2 separate regions of the Homo sapiens genome follow, and region 2 is linked to region 1. The links are chromatin loops, found by intact Hi-C in ENCODE. Cell type or tissue: ascending aorta. All regions are shown on one strand. Each heading gives the region's core, and the rest is flanking DNA. Links, peaks and the distances in the headings are about the cores only. Region 1 has its middle 35 kb from the start of LINC02857. Region 2 has its middle 61 kb from the start of MRAP2.

Region 1 (5,387 bases), core at 227-5,226:
GTATTTTCACCAGGTAAAGAAAGCATTTCATGGTTCACTTATTGAGGACCATCAACCACTTCATAATTTAGAACCTGAAGATCGGATCTTCTGAGAACCTCAGAGAAAGACTGCCCTTGTCATCCACACTGCAGCAAAACTTCAGGACCTTGAACCTTGGGCTAATAATTTCACAACTGAGACGGCTTCATCTACACCCTTGGAACTATACCCATTAGAACCCTTAAGGTAAAGCTAACCAAGGAAGTTTCTACCCAGAAGAAGATTGCATCCTTGATATGAACAGCTTTTTCCCAAGATCATGCATCAAGACTTCTCTACTATCATGAGACTCTTACTTTGAATATTTTTCCCTTGCTTATGCCTCTATGAACAATAGAAGTGAAAAGGGGGTCTGTTGTGTGTACTAATTGTGTATACTTTGATTTGTGAAGGATTTTGAAGCCAGCCTTATACATGGATAAGCTTATACCTTGATAGATGGAAGATGAGGCGCAATGAAGGTAAGAAATTTTAAAGGTACATATGTGGCCTCATAGTCAGAAATAACACATTTGTTCATTCTTCTTAACCCACATCATGGGTTAAAGAGAACAATGCCAGGAGGCCTTCACTCTTCTAGAAGGGCATTATTTATTAGGTCCTTTTCCACCATGGTTTGGGGTAAAAGAGACAGTGACTAGAAATTTATCCCTCATAATAAGCTCTATAGCAGATTCTATTGTAAAGGCTATGGTTGCAAAACAGACTTTAAATTCTCTTGTGAAAGTTATGCTAAATAATGGAATTGCTGTAGATTACTTACTGGCTAAACAGAGAAGTGTCTGTGCAGCTGCTGGCACTTGTGGCCTGTGGAGAAATACATCACATCAGGTATTACAGAGATTCAGCTGTAGGGGATTAATGAAGAGACTGCTTAGTTAAGTAGGCAGACCCTTTATCTAGCTTATTCTTTGATCTATTTAATTTTAGGTGGTTTGGATATGGGGATCTTGGGTAACTCTTCGTGTTATGCTCCGATATTCATGATAGTAGTCTCCCTGATATACTGTATTCTCTTAAAAGATTTAAATTTTTGCATGCAGCCATCTCTAGAAAGTCAAATGGTCTCTCCAACTGGAATGACAAGAGCTGAAAGAAATGTGTGACCCTGAGGGCACTGTAACCTATAAATGACATGCTGAGACCAGAAACCCAAAATGGTAGTAACTAAGAGTGACACAAAAGCCCTAAGTTTTGGTCACACTCTCACCTAAGTGAGAACCTGACCAAAAAGGGGAGTTTTTTAACAAAATTATGGGAGGCCATTGTTTTTGACTGAACTCATGCACAAGGCCCCAACAGAGCAGACCAAACCAAAATGGAGTCACTCATACTACCCGTGACATAATCAAACTAAGACTTTAAGGAAACACACAGATCCTAGAAGAGACCAGGTTTTGGGTTTTTTCCTCCTGTTTCTCCTGTTTGTTTGTTTGTTTGTTTGTTTGTTTGTTAACAGGGGAAAAAAAACCCAAACCTGGTCTCTTCTAGGATCTGTGTGTTCCACCATAGAGTAGAAGGTCCCTCCTTGTCCTAGAGAAGATCTAGAACACATTTCTAGGACAGAATGTATAAGCCAGCCTTATCCATGGATAAACTTATACCTTGATAGATGGAAGATGAGGCCCAATGAAGATGAGAAACACATATCTATGACATTCCAGCATAAGAATCTAAGGTATAATTCCTACATGACAGGAATCTGCTCCATTAACAGTTGGTAGATCTCACTTGTAAAACTGTTTCAGCCCTCTTCTCCGAACCCAAGAGCAGTTTTTAAAATTCCTTTATAGATTATATTTAATATTTTTAAGTCTATTTGGTTCTGTGACTTTTTCTTTGAATCATTTTTGCTAACATGTTACCTAGAAAATGGTTAATTTAGTCTAACTTTTCTAATTTATTGGCAAAAAATTTGTTCACATTGTTTTATTTTTGGTATTCTTTCTATATATGCAGTTAAAGCCATTTTTTTATTTCTACTGTTTACCTGCTCTCTCTCTCTCTCTCCTCTCATTCATCAATACTTTCAAAGTTTTAGTTATTAGCATTTTTTAAAGAATTAGTCTCTGGTTTTGTCATTTCTCTCTAATGTACTTTTGTCTTCAATATCATTACTTTTGCTCTTACCTTTGTTATCTATGAAATGCAGCTGCTTTGCTGCGACTCCTTTTATTCCTAGGACTAGGGAGCAGAGCTTGAGAGGAGGAAGAAGAAAGTGTACTATTTTTGAAATGAAATTAAGCCAAGAAAAATTGAGGCTGGCATTTCCTCTGAGAGGTGCTAGACTCAAGTTGTTCTTTAAAGGAAAAATTTTGAAACCCTTCTTTGGAGCTTTTGGAGAGCCCTAGAAGGTATGTTCCAAGGGAATATTTTCAGAGAATGTTAATGTTGTTTTTATTGCATAACAAATTTCTAGGTAACCTTAGAGTCAAGAGAAAAAGGATCTTCTATTTTCTTAAAACACTGATTCACTGCAGAGCTCATAAATGCTAAATTACAGCATGGCAGGCAAGTGAAAAGAAAATAAGAAAGCAATGACTATCTACATAATTTATTTCTAAATCATAGTCCATAGGCTGATTTCTTTTAGCATTTGGCACTTTGCCAAGCTGATGAACCCCCTATCCACATGAAGTCAAGACCCACAGATAATATGGATTTCCCTTTCTCCAGCATTGGCAAGCACCTAAGTAATATGAAGTATTTGGAAGAGCTTGTTTATATATGTCTGTATTGTCACCCATCAATTTGATCTCTTTGGTGACTTAGAATTCCTGATGTCCTCTGAGCCTACTCTGGGGTAATAGTTCCATCCCTCAGTGTAATGGAATTTTTTATTTTAATGAAAAAGTTCTTAGTGTAATTAGGCATGCAGATAAATAGACCAGCAATTATGGTGCATCATAATAAATGCTACATTAGAAATGTGCAAAAGTGATATGAGAGGTAGAGACAGAATCCCTCACTCCATATTAAGGAATCATAACAGGATTCCTGGAAGAGGAACTGAAGCTTAAGTTATAAAGGTTAGCTTTACCTTGAGGCAAGGTTATCTGAAAGCTCTTTCAGACTGGGTATAAATGGATATATTAATCTGTTCTCACGCTGCTATAAGGGCATACCTGAGACTGGGTAATTTATAAAGTTCCACATGGCTGAGGAGGCCTCAGGAAACTTACAACCATGGCAGAAGGCACCTCCTCACAGGGTGGCAGGAGAGAGAATGAGTGTCGAGCGAAGGGGGAGGCCCCTTATAAAACTATCGTATCTCATGAGGACTCACTATCACAAGAATAGCACAGGAAGAACGTCCACCATGATTCAATTATCTCCACGTGGTCCTGGCTTTGACAGTGGCGATTATTACAATTCAAGGTGAAATTTGGGTGGAGACGCAGATCCAAACTATATCAATGGGTAAGAGGAGTTAAGGCCGTAGGAGTGAAGGGATTGGTGGAGCTCTGTAAAGGCAGTAAGGCCAGGTACATGGAGGATCCAGTGTTCCCATCTGCTAAAATGCTCCAGTCATGAGAAATAAGGCAAGAGAGGAGAGGAAGGGTAAGTAGCAAAGCATAACTTTTCTGAATTGGAATAGCTGATCGTGCCTTCTGGCACAGAAGATGCATACCCAACTCTCAGATCTCACCTAGAGAAAACAGTTCTGCCTCACTCAACCAGAGTTACTCTAAGTATGAGCCATCTGCCCTCATCTCACCTGGCTGGCTCGCCCTGTCTCAAATGACTGATGTCAAGGTAAGAACTGTCTTTCCATCTAGACCATGCCATTTGCTGATCTTTTCCCCTACCTCATCATTTCTAGAACAAGTGAGTCAGACCAGGGTAATCAGGGATGGGGGCTTCAGCTGATCCAGTCAGGAGAAAGCCAGGCCTCAGGTCATTAAAGCCAGAAGAAGGCCATGCTGGCTCACCACTAGGCTGATCCCACAATGTCCTTGGGGCAGCAAAACAGGGGCCTTGAGTATCCTATTGAAAGAATGTTCTGTTTCAAAAATATCCTCAAAGCTATTGTCCTAGGAAATATAAGAATGTTGTGTTATAATTCCCTACACTTACATTAGTTTATATAAAGACCGTAATCTGGCCCTAGTTGAAGGTTGGTGTATTGAGACCAGGCCCCTCATTTAAAGTGTTTCTGGAACAGAAGGGCTGGAGTGAGAAGTCCATGGGGGACCTGTTCTCAAGAATAACTGAGATCTGTAGCAATGTTGTAAAGCGCTTTCATAAACTGCATCTCATGTCTTCCTCACTAAAACTTACAAACTGCATTGTATTAATAATTCTTACTTTGCCAATGGGGAAATAGATGCTAGGGGAAGTCGCATAATTAACCAAGTTCCTTAGCTGGTGGGAGTAACATTTAGAACTCATATCCAGATCTCTTGACTCCTGAGCCCACAGCTTCAGTCTCTACCCAAAGCCGTGGTCTTGTGAAACTCTTATAAGCTCATAATTGTTTCACCTCAGCTATGAGGGCGTGTGCTGAAGGACAGAAAATCTAGCCCTTCAAGGTCTGGACTTATGAGTCCAAGGCAAGAGCAAAGTTAGCTGAACTCAGGCTGAGCTAATAAATTGATTTTGCACCCCTTATATTCATTCAGCTAAGGCCAGAATCATGCAGCCTGGATGTACAGGTGGGTATGAGGTGACCCCAGATGGCAGAGTGCAGGAGTAGGTGGGGGGTGGATAATTACAACAAGACTTTGCCTTATCTCTAAGTATTCTTGTCCTGTGGGGTGACCTTGAGAAATTGTTCTACTTCCCTGTTTCTCTAGCTCTGCAATGAATTGAATATGTGAGTGCCTATGCTGTGAAGATGTAGGGATGCTCCCTGTCCTCAAGATGCTCACATCCAGAAGAATGCATTTTAAAAGGTCTAGGTATAAGGGAGAATGTTTTTCATTTTTGTTTTGTAGAATCATTAAGAAACCTATTCTTGTGGGAAACACAGATGAATAACATGTTATTTTAGATTTGAACATTTGTAAAGATTTTGGATGGATTTGGTATTTGAGCTGCTTTGTCAGGAAGTAGAATTTTGATGGTCAGGGCTGAGGACAGACTGGGGAGCAAATACAAGAATGTGAAAAAGCCAGGCGTGCAGTCTCTCTCTCTCTCTCCTCTTCTCTCCACCCCTCTAGTAGTTCTGTTTCTCTGAAGAATCCTAATGTGTACCCCAACTGTTTCCAAAATGATTTTGAGATTGCTAAGCAGCCACATTCAGTTGAATCTGGCTTTACATTTTGTAGGTTTAAGCAATTTTGGGGGCAATGAATGTACCTTCAATAGACTTTTGAGTGTCAACCTTTATTTTCTCCCAGTCC
Region 2 (5,387 bases), core at 300-5,299, 110 kb after region 1:
GCTACATATTGACAGGTTTCAGGGATTAGGATGTGGACATGCTTGGGGAACCATTAGCCTGCTAGTCTTCCCTTTGGCCCCAAAGGTTTATATCCATTCTATATGCACAATACATACACCCCATCCCAATATACTCCACAGTCTCAATTCATTATAGAATCAATTCAAAGTCACATGTATTACCTAAATCTTATCAGCTTAAAAGTCCCAAATCTTATTATCTTAACCATCTAATTTCAGTATTAGTGAGATCCTGGGTATGATTCATCCTGGGGAAAAACTCTCCATCTGTGGACCTGTAAAACTAGAAAATAAGTTATTTTCTCCCAAAATACAATGATGTGACCGACATAAGATACTAGTTACTAATAGTTGTCTTTCAGTATATGCAGGGGATTGGTTCCAGGCCCCCTGTATACACCAAAATCCTAGCATACTTAAGTTCCACAGTAGGTCCTGCAGAACCCGTGTATATGAAAATTAGCTCTCCGTATAGGTGGGTTTCGCATCCCAAGAATACTGTATTTTCAATCCCCATTTGGTTGAAAAAAAATCTGCATACAAGTGGACACGTGCAGTTCAACCCTATGTTGTTCAAGGATCAACCGTATTCCCATTCCAAAAAGGAGAAAATGGAAGGAAAAAATGAATCATCAGTCCCCAAAATAACAAATCCTTCAAACTGGGAAAACTGTTAAGCTGCAAGGCCTGGAAATAGTCTTTTGTGACTTCTGGCTACATTCTCTGGGCCTGAAGCTCCACTCTTGGAATCATCTTTTCTTTTTCTTGAAAGGTACAATGTGTTTTTAGCTGAGTAGTTTTATCAGCCTTTTTTTCTGCATGTAGAATTTTGGGAGTCTGATAGCCTTCATTTATCTTGCCCTCACTCTGTCCATTTCAGTTGAAGTTGTTATCAGTGCCCTGGGTTCTTGTAATCTTCCAGTATAGACATCAAGAGAGATCACCAAACATAGGAGCAAAGAGAAAGAGAGAGAATAGGGCAAGAAAAATAGAGAGAGAGAAAGAAAAAGGGAATGGGGACTTATCCTATGTAGGAACTTGACTCACCGAGGCACCAGGGTGAAACAATGGTGCAGCTGCCTTGGTTTGTGCCTGGTCAGCCATCTCTGTCGTCTGGGCTGTGCCATTTGCTCCCACAGGACCCTAAAATGAGGGTTCTATCTGGAGTGCCATGAGATGTAATCAGCACCCTGGGTTCTTGTAATCTTCCAGGATGGAAATACAGATCACCAGACATAACAGCAAAGAGAAAGAGAAAGCTTTATTTTAGCTTGTACACAAGGAAGTCAGCACTGCACAAGGAAAAGGGCAGGCTGCTCCCTGAGGGTAGTATGTGAGTCAGTTTTACAGGGCCTTTCCATAGATAAGTGTTTTATCAGGGCATGTATAGGAGGAGTTTCTCTAGCGCTTGGGCAGTGGCTTCACATGCTTCTTTGTACATCACATGTCACAATACATTTTAAATCTCCACCCCTGGTAGTGACTTAGTGACTTTTAGCATTAAAATGAGGAAGGGGTAGCTATGAGTTGAAGTTTAAGTCTAAGTATGCATATGGGGCCTCAGGGAAGTCCCTAATCCCTTAAAGCAGGAACTTGCGGTTAACAGCTTCTTGGATCTTCTTTTGCTGATTGGCTGGAAGTTAGGTAAGCTACAACTTGAGTAAGGAGCTTTTGTTCTTTTTCTCTAAACCACTCCAAAACAGAAAACGAACCAGCCTGGCTGTCTCAAAGTTGGCAGTGTTTCTGCTGGTATAACATTTTCAAGAACTAGGGTGTCTCCTGGATATATCACAGAAACTTACTACATTAGGCAAGAGGCTCTTCTGTGGATCACTCCTGAATAACCCTATCTCTATTCCTAGTTAGTACTTAAATGGATAAAATGATCCATGAGTCACACTCCTAATTTTTTCAGAGAGCCCCCCGTGTGATTTAATACTCTTTTTGTTTCTTTTGAGACAATAGCAAAGGTTGCCTAGTCACAGTCCTTGGCTTTCTCTCCAGAGCATGCTTTCCTGATGATGAATCTCCTAATTTTAGTGTTTTTGCAATATAATTGGCTGAGAATTTCCCAAATCATCAATCCTGATTCCTCTTCACTTAAAGTTCTTCCCTCCATTTTTCTTTCCTCTTGCATTTTACTATCAGTAGCAAGAAGAAACCAGGCCTCATCTTTAACATTTTGCTTGGAAATCCTCTCAGCTAAATATTCAACTTTATTATTTACAGATTTTGCTTTCTACATAATTGCAGGGCACAATTCACCTAAGCTTTCTGCTGCTATGTAACAAGGATCTCCTTTTCTCCAGTTTCCAATAACATGTTCCTCATTTCCATTTTAATTTTCATCTGCAGTACCTTTAGTATCCATATTTCTACCAATAGTCTGTTCATGATGATTTAGATAGTTCATAAGATAATTTTTTTTTTTTGACATGGAGTCTCACTCTGTTGCCAGGCTGGAGTGCAGTGGCGTGATCTCGGCTCACTGCAACCCCCGCCTCCTGGGTTCAAACGATTCTCCTGCCTCAGCCTCCCAAGTAGCTGGGACTACAGGTGCGCACCACCGCACCTGGCCAGATAATTTTTTTTCTATCATGCTCAGCACTTCCCTCTGAGTCCTCACTTAGAGTTGTTCACATCCATATTCCTACTAACAGGCTACTCAAGGCAATCTAGTCAGTTTATATCATGTTCTTCAATATTCTACCAGCCACTGCCCATTGCCAACTCCACATTTTTAGTTGTGTTTTGTTTTTTTACAACAGCAATAGAAATTAATATAGTTCCTCTTGCCTCCAGGTCTCACAGTGTGGAGAAGCAAGGGCTCAAGGAGATGCTGTGCACACAGTGGGTTGGCATCATGGCTGAGGAACCCTGAGCTTAGGGGAACCCTGTGTTTTGACAATGGGTTGCAAGCAAACCTCCCTGGCCTTTACCTCAGAAGGAGATATTATCTTTGTTATGCTGGATAGTAAATAAACCTGCTCTATGCTCCAGAGGGAGACACTATCTCCATCTTCCAAGGCTGTTCACTTTGCAAACATTGTTGAATAGACAGCTGAGACAAAGGCTGTCAGTTTTCCCCTGCTCACTTTACATGCAGAAACCTGAGAGGCCTTTGGAAACTGCCTCCCAAACCTAAAATGATCAAAGAGTATATTGCATAAGTCACTGGGGATTTTTGAAAAAGAGGCAACTTTGAAGAAGTTGTGAAAAGAATGCAGGTGACTTTTTAAATGCCTGAATTTCTCTTTTAGAGATATACAACCACCTCAGGTTAAATTCAATGGATTTTTTCCCTTCTGAAAGCTGCCAAGACTTTGCCAAAATATATACTGTGTATGTGAGCTATTTTATTACCTACTGAAAAATTGTCTATTATTGGTAGAACAATAATCCATCCTGTCACCCAGAAAAGATGTGTAGTAGAAATAGAAAGTCTTTATGTCTAGGCCAGGCTTTTAGATATATTGAGAGAGGCGACTTCAGGCAGCCTGTGATCAGAGGTGTTGAGTTGGCAGCTTGTGCTGATTCTCGAGGCAGATGTGTGTGAGTGGCACAGAGAAAATATTCTTGTCTTTCTATGGAGTTGGAGCTTTTGAATAAATTTTGCAGAAAACTTGGGATCCTCAGCTAAGAACAATCCTTGGGAAGTTCATCTGCAACTGTATACCTAGTGAGAGGTCTCCAGAGAAATACGCCTGCCTTGGGAAGAATGTGTGTACATTTTAAGGAAACATAGTTCATAAAATCCATACTGGAGAGAGAGGTATTTACATTTCTAGGATCTTTTCCACCTGTTCTCTATGGAGTAAAGTTTTTTCTTCCTCATGTTTTGCCTCTTTATCCTGTATATAAACAGAGAAACTCTGTTTTTCTCCATCCCTCGTCTAGGATACAGATGTTGTATGTATAGGAGATTTTAACCTAGTTTGCAATGTTACTTCAGGGGTAGAATTGGGACGTGAGGGACCATGTGGTTATGGATGGCTTTTAAAATGAATAATGAGAATCTGAACCTACCCAGATAACCTTGGGTATACATTTATGATAAAATTAATAAAGACAAATGTTAAAAATTTAACACAAATGTTGTTCGACTTCATTCCAAAAACACCTCATTAGATAGCAGAATAGTGTCAAGTGTAAGTGTAGTACAAGTTGGCCCACACAGTACCCACAGACCCTATGACCTACCAGTGTGAGTTTGAAAGCACCAGCCTTTGACTTCAAGTGAAATGTATGCGAATGACTTGCATTAAAGAAATAATAAATTCAGAGATAATTATGATAACAACAGTGTCATAGGTTGTGTTCCATAAAAGCCTGAAAAGATTTATTGTAGGTGAGCTATAAGAAGGGGAATGATGGAAGCAGTTAGAGCAGGGGAAAAGCCACCAAGAATGTCATCTCAGCTGCAGACTGGCCACATTCTGATCTCACAGGAAGTTCTGGGGCACAAATTGCACTACAGAATCAGTCCCATCCTGAGGCAGGGGCATGATCTTTTGTTGCCCCAAGCCAGTCAGGGTAAGATGGCTTCTGCTTTGATCAAGGGTAATTCTTGAGAGAAGAAGGTGCTGGTTAACATCCCTAGCAGCTGGGAACAGGCATTGGCTAGTAAAGGACCCTGTGTGGGCACTAGCAGCATGCATTACAAACAATAACAGGTGACATTTATTAGGCACTAAGCTACCCCTGTCCTAAATTAATTTTTGTAAGCCTACTATGAGAACTTTCAACAGAGAGGTCTAAGTGATCCTTTAAATATCATAAGTCGGGTTACTTCTCTGTTCAAAATCCTTCAATGGCTTCCCATTTCATGCAGTGAAAAAGCCACAGTCCTTATGATGACCTGAAAGCTCTACATGATCTATGTCCTACTCTCCTGCCCATCACAGAAGCAGCCCTTCCAATAACTTTTATATGTGTGTGTGTGGTGGGGTAGGGCAGGGTGGTCTTAGTAAGCCAAGAGTCATTACATCTGGGATGAGCCCTTTTCCTGAATAGATACGAGCCCACTCTTTTCAGGGCACTGTGTTGTCAGCTCACAAGCTTACGATTGTGGCTTTAAGTTTCCTCTTTATTTTTGTCACCTGGAAACTTCACTTTCCTTCATGCTTAGCTCTATATTACTTTTGTTGTTGTATTTTATCCAACATTACTAAAAGTTTTATTTAAGAGGGATTCAAATTATCTCAGTTCACTGTGTTTCCAGAACTGGAAACATGTTATTTATTCAGTATTAGAATACCTGTTTGATCCTTCTTAAAAATGTATTTAGTATATTTCTCTGGTGAAAATCTTTGTCTTTTCATCTATTTTGTCCATCATTTCCTCTAAGCTCTTAAAATATTGCAATT

The links. A loop is a pair of places that touch in the nucleus more often than their neighbours do. Peaks named below come from ENCODE experiments on the same cell type or tissue, not always from the same donor. Only the 100,000 strongest peaks of a DNase experiment are listed, where the experiment ranks them.
Region 2: it touches region 1 in a loop (5-fold over the local background); 1 of 110 quality-filtered maps calls a loop at or near these places.

The regions. Positions count from the first base shown.
Region 1 is chr6:83,983,254-83,988,640 of GRCh38, forward strand. No RefSeq gene overlaps it. Among named protein-coding and RNA genes, the nearest start is that of LINC02857, 35 kb to the right of the region's middle. In ascending aorta, for the core only: a CTCF peak has its summit at 2,326; no DNase peak of the experiment used is centred there; H3K27ac peaks cover 5,000 bases.
Region 2 is chr6:84,092,258-84,097,644 of GRCh38, forward strand. It overlaps a transcript of MRAP2 not described here. Among named protein-coding and RNA genes, the nearest start is that of MRAP2, 61 kb to the left of the region's middle. In ascending aorta, for the core only: no CTCF peak of the experiment used is centred there; no DNase peak of the experiment used is centred there; H3K27ac peaks cover 1,645 bases.